Regions from separate parts of the Homo sapiens genome. Here region 1 is linked to region 2. A link is an interaction called in ENCODE POLR2A ChIA-PET data of the cell type or tissue named here. Cell type or tissue: CD4-positive, alpha-beta T cell. All regions are shown on one strand. Each heading gives the region's core, and the rest is flanking DNA. Links, peaks and the distances in the headings are about the cores only.

Region 1 (4,401 bases), core at 402-4,401, 68 kb after region 2:
TCCACAGCCGTGCCAGCATCTGTTATCTTTTGACTTTTTAATAAAAGCCATTCTGACAGGTGTGAGATCATATCTCATTGTGTTTTAATTTGCGTTTCTCTAGTGAGCTTTTTCCATATGTTTGTTGGTGGCATGTGTGTCTTCTCTTGAAAAGTATCTAAAACAGTCACTTATCTTTTAAAGAAACTTTTTAAATCAGAAAAAAGGTGTTTATATTTAACCACGTATTTATCATTTGCAGTGCTGTTCATTCTGTTTCTTAGGTCAAAATTTCTATCTGGTATCATTTTCTTCTGCCTCAGGCACTTCCTTTTATTATACTGCTGATCTGATGCTGATTAATTCTTTCAGTAGGTGTATGTTTTCATAGCTTTTTATTTTATCTTTGTTTTTCAAAGATATTTTGAAGAGTATAGAATTTTAGGTAGACAGGCCGGGCGCAGTGGCTCACGCCTGAAATCCCAGCACTTTGGAAGGCCGAGGCGGGCAGGTCACCTGAGGTCAGGAGTTCAAGACCAACCTGACCAACATGGAGAAACCCCGTCTCTACTAAAAATACAAAATTAGCCAGGCATGGTGGTGCATGCCTGTAATCCCAGCTACTCGAGAGGCCGAGGCAGGAGAATCACTTGAACCTGGGAGGCAGAGGTTGCGGTGAGCCGAGATCGCACAATTGCACTCCGGCCTGCGCAACAAGAAAGAAACTCCGTCTCAAAAAAAAAGAATTATAGGTTGACAGTATTATTCTTTCACATCCTTAAACTATGTTGTTCCACTGTCTTCTGATTTGCCTTGTTTCCAAGAAGTCACCTGTCAATCTAATCTTTGTTCCTCTGTATATAATTTTTTTTTCTCTCTAGCAGCTTTTCAGATTTTCTCTTCCTCACTCGTTTTAAGCAATTTGATTATATGGATATTAGCATAGTTTCCTTCATGTTGCTTGTGCTTGGGGTTCATCGAGATCCTTAGATCTCTGGGTTTATATATTTAGTACGTTTTAAAACTTTTTGGCCATTATTTTTTCAAATATATTTTCTGTCCACTCCTCTTCATCTTCTTCTGGAACCCCAGTTGCACATATATTTGGCTATGTGAAATTTCCTACAGCTCACTGATGACCTGTTTTTTAAAAAATCTTTTTTTTCTCTTTCATTTTGGAAAGTTTTATTACTGTGTCTGCACGTTCACCAATATTTTTGTCTGTAGTGTCTAATATGTTCTTAATTCCATCTAGTGTATTTTTTCCTCTTAGACATTGTAATTTGCAATTTCTATAGATTTGTTTGGGGTCTTTTTTTTTCATATCTGCCATGTTACTCCTTAACATACCAATGCTTTCTTCTTTTTCTGATCATATGGAATATATAATAGCTATTCAATGTACTTGTGTACAAATTCTGTCTTCTGGATCTATTTTTGTTTAGTTTTTGTCCTAATTATGAATTATATTTTTCTATTTCTTTCCATGCCTGTTAGTTTTTTATTGGATGACAGGTATTTTGAATTTTGTATCGTTAAGTCTTGGATTCCTTTTTTTTTTTTTTTTTTTGATGTGCTTTTAAATACGTTTGAGGATTGGGATGAAGTTAAATTTGGGAACAGTTTGATTTTTTTGATTCTTTCTAAACTTACTTTTAAGCTTTATCAGAGAGACCAGAGAAACCTTTACTCTAGGGTTAATTTGACATCATTGCTAAGGCAGTACCTTTCTGAATTTTCAACCTGATGCTCCATGTATTACAAGATTTCTTGAACTATTCCAGCCCCATATGTGTTACAGTAATTTTTCTGCCTCCACCTCTGTGGTGGTTCTTTTCCCAGCTTTGACATATTTCCTCACACACAGCACTCAGCTGAAGACTCCAGTGATCTCTGAGTGTATCTCTGTTTGCGGTTTCTTCCTTTCCGGTACTCTGCTTGTGAGTTTTAGCCTCCTTGGCTTCCTCCAATATTTAACTGTGTCTCCTCAACCTCAGAGATTGCCAGGCTCTGTTGGGGTTCCTCCTTCCTGTGCTGCAGCCTGGGACTCTTTAGGCATTAAGCCAGAGTAATTACAGGGTTCACCTTATTTATTTCCCTTTTCTTAAAGATTACTGTTCTGTGCTGCCTGTTTTCTAGTGTCTAAAAACCATTTCTTCATGTATTTTAGATATTTAAGGTTCAAACCAGTCTGTTTTACTCTATCGTTACCTGAAGCAGAAGACTGACTTCTGTACTGTTTCATTTGTTAACCAGAGTAAATCCTTCATTATTCACATAATAAATTAATAAGGATGATGTTTTTCTCACAGGGACTAGATTAGGCAATATACATGAAAAGCATATTATTGACAGTAAAGTGTAAGATGCTACACAGATGTTTATCATTGCTATTACAAAGGAGATAACCCCGTTTTCCTGCAGTTAGGGAAGTTCTATATGGGAGTAAGGCTGAAAGGGCCAAAAGATATAGGTATTGTTTCTGAAAAACTGCCTATGCTTCTATGCATATAAGTATGTCATGTTGCATATTTTTCTGTGCTGTATTAATTCATGCATTCCTTTATCAACAGATACTTATTAAACACTCATATGTCAGGCATTGTTCTAGGGACTAGAGATCTCTGCCTTCAAGGAGCTTATTTTCTAGTGGTATATTTTCTGTTCTGTGTCTTAGCTATCCACTTTTTTCATCTGCCTGGACACGTGACTTATTCTGTCTCTGGGCCTCTGGTATGAGTGCTCATTTCATTCTGCCTTATAACTCCTATTTTCTTCCCTACTTTATCTGACCTTCCTACCTTAGCTTGTTCATTCTTTCCTTCAATCCAGTTGTCATGAAATCTCTTTCTTTCCTCTACTAATTTTTTTTTTCTTTCTTTCTTTCTGAGTAAAAGCCAGAGATCTGGCCCCCTGCTTACCTCTCTGAATTCTTCACTTACTTCTGACAACTTGCTCATTTCACTCCAGCTACATTGACCTCCTTGCCTTTGTTGTGTTTTGAAAACACCGGCGTGGTCCTACCGCAGGAATTTTGTACTTACTGTTCCTTTTGCCACATTCATCATTCATATGTTCATGTCTTCCCCATCGCTTCCTTCAAGTTTTTGCTCAGTTGTCATCTTTTTACTGAGTGTCCTTCCTGACCTCTCCCTACTTTAAAATGTTATGCTTTTTTCTACTACCTCTCCTGTTCCTCATTCCTACCTTATTTTTCTGGATAACACTTATTGCCTTCTAAATTGTATCGTATAATTTACTTCTTTGTTTCTTCTCCGTTGTCACACTAGCATATAAATTCAGTGAAGGTAGAGATTCTTTTACTGCTGACAAAAGCATCTAGGACATTTCCTGGCACTGATAAGGATCTGCATAAATATTTGTTGAGTGAATGAATCTCCTTGGTAAAGTCCTTTTTTGTTTGCCTGTTATATTTATTGAATAGACTTCTTTGTTTCATGTACTTTAATTTCAAAAGTGAATGGCTGGAACATTTTATATATTTTCTTATAAATCATTTTCATTGCTTTTTAAGCTTATCACATATTTTGTTTTATAAATATGTAGCCTTCGTGAGATAAAAGATTCTCCATCCCTGTTTACGTGTATACTTAGATGACAACTCTAATGGTCATAAATAATTCCAACCTTATAGATAACTCAGGAGAAGATGAGATTATAAGTAGACTTTAAATCCCATTCAGAAACCCAAGGACAATTCAAAAGGAAAATAATCATTCCAAATATAATATTCTTCTTATTCTTAAGAAGTTGTTAGTATTTTGAATTTTGAATTTTTAATACAGCTCCCATAGAAAATACTTTAAAATGAACCCGGTAAGACTTCCTCATTAAGACATATAGACACATATGCTCCCACTCCCGTAATCAAATTTGGAAGTCAAATAAGCTCTGAAAACCAAAACATTCTTCCAAGTTTATTGCAGACTCATTTGGTAGTAAAAACCAATCTGACCTGATGTGTAGCTGTTTATAGTCTTTATTTTTCCATTTGGTGAGTCCAATTATATATTTCGCTGAGGAAATACTAACGTGTTTGACTACATTGTGTGCCCCAGACCTGCTTAGAGTATTATGTAATATGCAGTATAGGCCATATATTGCCTTTTTAACATCAAAAATACCCTAAATTCTGAAATGCATGTAGCCCCAAGAGATTTGTATAAAGCATTGAGGGCCTGTGTATTTTTTTTTAATTTACAAGTGAAGCCAGATTCCCTAGACATTAAGTGCCTAACTTTTGGTTGTTGTTGCTGCTGCTGTTACTGTTTTTTCTCCAGCTTCGCAAACCTGGGTATACTTCATGTGACAAAGAAAAAAGTATTTGAAACACTGGAAGCACGAATGACAGAGGCGTGTATAAGGGGCTATAATCCTGGACTCTTGGTGCACCCTGACCTT
Region 2 (4,409 bases), core at 46-4,045:
TAGTGTTCTTAGAGGTCAGCAATAAACCATCAAGAGCATATGATCTCTCTTTGAATTTTGTCACTACTTTGGAGACAGACAGTTTGGAAGAACTGAAGGTACTCAGCCTCAGGGAGAAAGGTTTGAACGTTTTGGCATAGTCCTGCAAGTCAGTTTGGCTCCTTGACTGTGAATTTTTTTAATCAAAAAAGATTAATATTTGAAACCACATAATTTGGACAGTTAATAGTTCTGGTAACATAACCAAGCCTTTTATCTTTGTAGTATTTCATTAATTAGTATCCAGTGCCTCACTTTTAGAAGAAAAAAAGAGAAAAAAGTAGTAACATTCTTTTAATGATGATGAAATTGCTTCATACCTTTGGTCTCTGCTGTATTAGGGGTTGTTCCTGGGTGCAAATTAATATACTGTCTTTTACATTTCCGGAGGTTGTTGACCTGGCCTTGAAGATCAGCCAACAGTTTAGAAAATAAGTTGTGCAAATTGCATTGCTACACCTCAAATAATTTAAAGCCTGACAGTTCTGTACAGAATAAGAGTCACATAAGATGTGATTTGTTAAAGATTATAGAAATCTCAGAAGATAGATTATGGATGAAAATATTTGTTTAATTTAGAGTACTAATAATAAAAATAGTGCATTTTACATTTTAAAAAGAAAACAATTTTTATTGTGTCATATTTTCTGTAGTAACAAACAGAATTAATTATCAGTAATACAAATTTCATCTGCTTTAATTTATTGCCTGTTTTTGAAATTAGAATAATGATATATTTGGTTTAATTATCCATTACAAATTGCCTTATTATTTTTCATTCATCTTTCACCATTAATCCAGAAACCTTAAAATAGCTTTTATTTTGACCCATGCCTTCAGTAGATATCAACAGACTTGAGTTCATCTATGGATCCTATTAGTTTAAACTGTGACAAATTTTGACTGCTTAAGCTTTAGAAAAGAATTTATTCTTTAAAATAGCCAAAATTATAAAAAATGAAATAAAGAAAAAGCTGTTTGAGAGAATCAAATACTCTAGTTTAACTAAAAATAAATAATATCTAATCAATACTGACGAAAGAAATATCTGATGCTTAGCATTGTACTTGTTGGTACATAGTAAGCAATCATTAACTGTTAAATGAATGAATGATATGAAGTTGTTGCAAAATTTTTTTTTAAATGGACAGCCATCTTCTATAAGGAACAAAAATTACATTATTTTGCTTTGCCTTCTGGAAAGAAAGGAGCACAAAATAGTCCTTGTGTCTTAGATATTATGGAAATCTTATCTAAAGACCACTTGAAGTTTACTAGAACAAATAATTTATTAAAAAGTATCTGGCGCCTTCCAAAAGGGGAACATTTCATTCTGAAAGAGGCATTTATGAACTAGAAAAAAAATGCCTTTTAGTTTCAAAGTTTTAGAGGCACCAGAGCAAGATTATAAAGTAATTGGAATGATAAAAGGTGCTTGTAAAATTGAAAAATGTAATTTTTTGGTGAAGTTAGAATTTCTGTACACTCCATTGAAACTGTAATATCAAATACTAATACCTCCAAAAAAGAAACAATGCTACAAGCACTGCTTGGTAATCTAAGAATTGTTAACACTTATCTAAATTAATCAACCAAAAAGTTAAAACAAAATATGTTATTTTGTTATGTTACCTCTAGAATTAAACACCTATCACCCATAAATCTGTGACTGTTAAAAGTTACTAGATGGCAAACCTCAGGAACAAGCAGGCAGTTAGCAGGGTTTACTGTACTTTCCACTTTCATACTTTAATGATTTTTCCAACACTATAGAAGCTGGGGCCTCATCCTAGCACAGTTTGTTCATTATTTTTCAGTTGTAGCATTTTTTAAAAGTTGGCCTTGAATTTCTGAATTGAACCATTTATTTTTTTGTGGACACAGTTTTTTAAATGAAATATACCATTTAGACTAGAAAAGAGCAAAATGCCAATACTCCCTGTCCTAGTGTCATTGTGCCCCCTGGGAACCCTAATGCAGTCCTGTGGGAAAACAACCATTTTATTGAGCGCTGCTCACTTCAGTTCATTCTGCTTTGCTGCCACTTAGTTCTGGTTCTGACCCTGATCTCCCCTCACATCACTCACAACAAACATTCAAGTTTAAAAATTAAGTTAAAAGTTAGTTACATATATATGTAACTAATGTGTATATTAAATATACTGATATATATTAGTTACATATACAGATATGGCAACAACAAAAAAGGTTATATATATACATATTTGTAACTAATATGTATATTAAATATAATGATATATGTATAAATACATATTTGTAACTAATATAATTATATTTAATATATATTAGTTACAAATATGTATATATAATATTTTTTGTTGTTGCCAGCAAAATGAGAAAGAAATTAAATGTTAACATCTATAACAATTGCACTGTAAAGCCGTCATTGTTGAAAAGTACTCCGAAGATTAATAGCGGCAGTGTTTGTTAAAATAATAAAATAATCCAGGCACTCTGCCTGTGACTTCCCCATGAGATGGCTTCCAGAAAAAGATAAATTTTTGTGTGTTCCCTTACGAGTTCAGTCTGCAGCTTCTGGGCATGAAGAGAAGCATAAACAAAACAAACAAGGCTCTAACTTTGTTATAATCCTTACGCTACTAGTAGAAATGTATGGACAATTCATGCATTTCATATTGGAAAATAAAGCTATTAGATTTTTCTTTGAGATGAACCTTTTTTTTGTAATTTATTTTTTATTTTTTATTTTTTTTCAGTAGAGATGGGATTTTGCTCTGTTGGCCAGGCTGGTCTCAAACTCCTGACCTCAAGTGATCCACCCGCCTCAGCCTCCCAAAGTGCCGGGATTACAGGCGTGAGCCACCTAGCTTGGCCAAGGTGAACCTTTTTGATAAATGAGGCTCACTAATATTTCTAGGATTTACTTTTCACTAACTTGAACTAAAGAAAGTATAAGACCTGCATAAAGTTGAGCATACCTCTATAATGTCCCATTTTAAAAAGCAATTTGTTTTTAATGACTTTTATTTGTTAAAAGCAGTTATTTCAAAAAATTATTTTTATTATTTATCATGTCATTTGGACTGAAAATACTATACCATATTTCAGTGTTAGGGCACACCTATCCCTCTTTATCCCAGACGTCAATTCTACCATATAACAAGTATGTAAAAAAGAAAACATAAAAGTGATGACAGACTCCCTAATCAACCTATTTATTGGTTCTAAGCCCAAGCCTGCAGTTCATTTAAATAGTGAAAATAGATTACTTAATTGTCTTAGAAAATATGTCTTCCATGACAAGAATTTTAGGAATGAGAAAATAACTATTTTTGGATGTTTTAACACAAATTCCCAAATCATGTTTTATTGATATTTGAAGAACCTCTTTGTCTACCAGTTCTTAAGTATAGGCTTATTTTGTAAGGCTTAAACATGTATTGGTGTTTGACTGTTAAGACTTGATCTATAACCTTCAGTGTCTTTTTCTTTTAAATGGGGTATGGACTTGGTAATGAGGCCAGAGGAGAATACCTTACAATTTATAGCATCTGCATATAATACAAGAACCTTCATGATTTATAAAATTAAAATGATGATGATGTGGAATGATGGAAGAAGCATGTGTGGGTGGCTATTTATGTAGAGGAAATTAGAAGTTGAAAGCAATGTTAAGAATTAAAATTAAATTACACTTAATTTTTTGCTCAGTTGGATAGTCAGGAAAGTACTTAAATCAGCAATTGATTTACGTAAAATCAAAACTGAAAACTGAATATACAATCTAGGAAATAGGAAAAAAATTTTTAGTGTGTTCATACTGCTAATTTCAAACCAAGCAAAAAACCTGGGGAACTACTTTTCAGAGGAGATGGCTTAAAATGAACCAAAAATATAGCCATTTCTCTACCCTATTCATTTAATGCATTCATTTATTATACTGCTAATACATGATAAGGTGAATAGGTTAAGCATCGTTTGTATATGTGTATGTGATTTTAAACCTGAGTCTTTTGAAAGATTGGTCAAAGCAAAGGATAATGAAAGCATAAAGATTTAGGGGGAAGAGTCCTCTATAAAACTAAGACTTAAACTTTGTTATCAACTTGAATGTGAAGATAGAATAATCTAGAAAGTGAATGAGAATTATAAATAAAAGGACAAATCATATATCTCATGGTTGAGAAATACAATGAGATAAATTGTATATCTCATCTCATGGAGGGTCATAATGAAAGAAGTAAGAGAGATTGCCCTTGGATAGAACCTTTCGGCAGACATTTCATAATGGATTATCATATTTTTGCTAAACTGGTAAGAATGGACTTTTCACCACATTATGAAAAAACACTTTAGAAGTCAGTTGCGATCAAGCAAATATAAGTACC

Evidence for each region. ChIA-PET counts read pairs that join two places held together with the same protein. Peaks named below come from ENCODE experiments on the same cell type or tissue, not always from the same donor. Only the 100,000 strongest peaks of a DNase experiment are listed, where the experiment ranks them.
Region 1: POLR2A ChIA-PET joins it to region 2 with 8 read pairs; 7 of 35 experiments call an interaction of 5 or more read pairs at or near these places.

What each region holds. Positions count from the first base shown.
Region 1 is chr4:102,572,596-102,576,996 of GRCh38, forward strand. It overlaps NFKB1 (nuclear factor kappa B subunit 1), which reads left to right. Exons shown (of 24, transcript NM_003998.4): 7 at 4,281-4,401. Among named protein-coding and RNA genes, the nearest start is that of NFKB1-AS1, 72 kb to the left of the region's middle. In CD4-positive, alpha-beta T cell, for the core only: no CTCF peak of the experiment used is centred there; a DNase peak (open chromatin) is centred at 1,916; H3K27ac peaks cover 453 bases.
Region 2 is chr4:102,504,707-102,509,115 of GRCh38, forward strand. All of the region lies in intron 1 of NFKB1 (nuclear factor kappa B subunit 1), which reads left to right. Among named protein-coding and RNA genes, the nearest start is that of NFKB1-AS1, 4.4 kb to the left of the region's middle. In CD4-positive, alpha-beta T cell, for the core only: no CTCF peak of the experiment used is centred there; no DNase peak of the experiment used is centred there; H3K4me3 peaks cover 142 bases.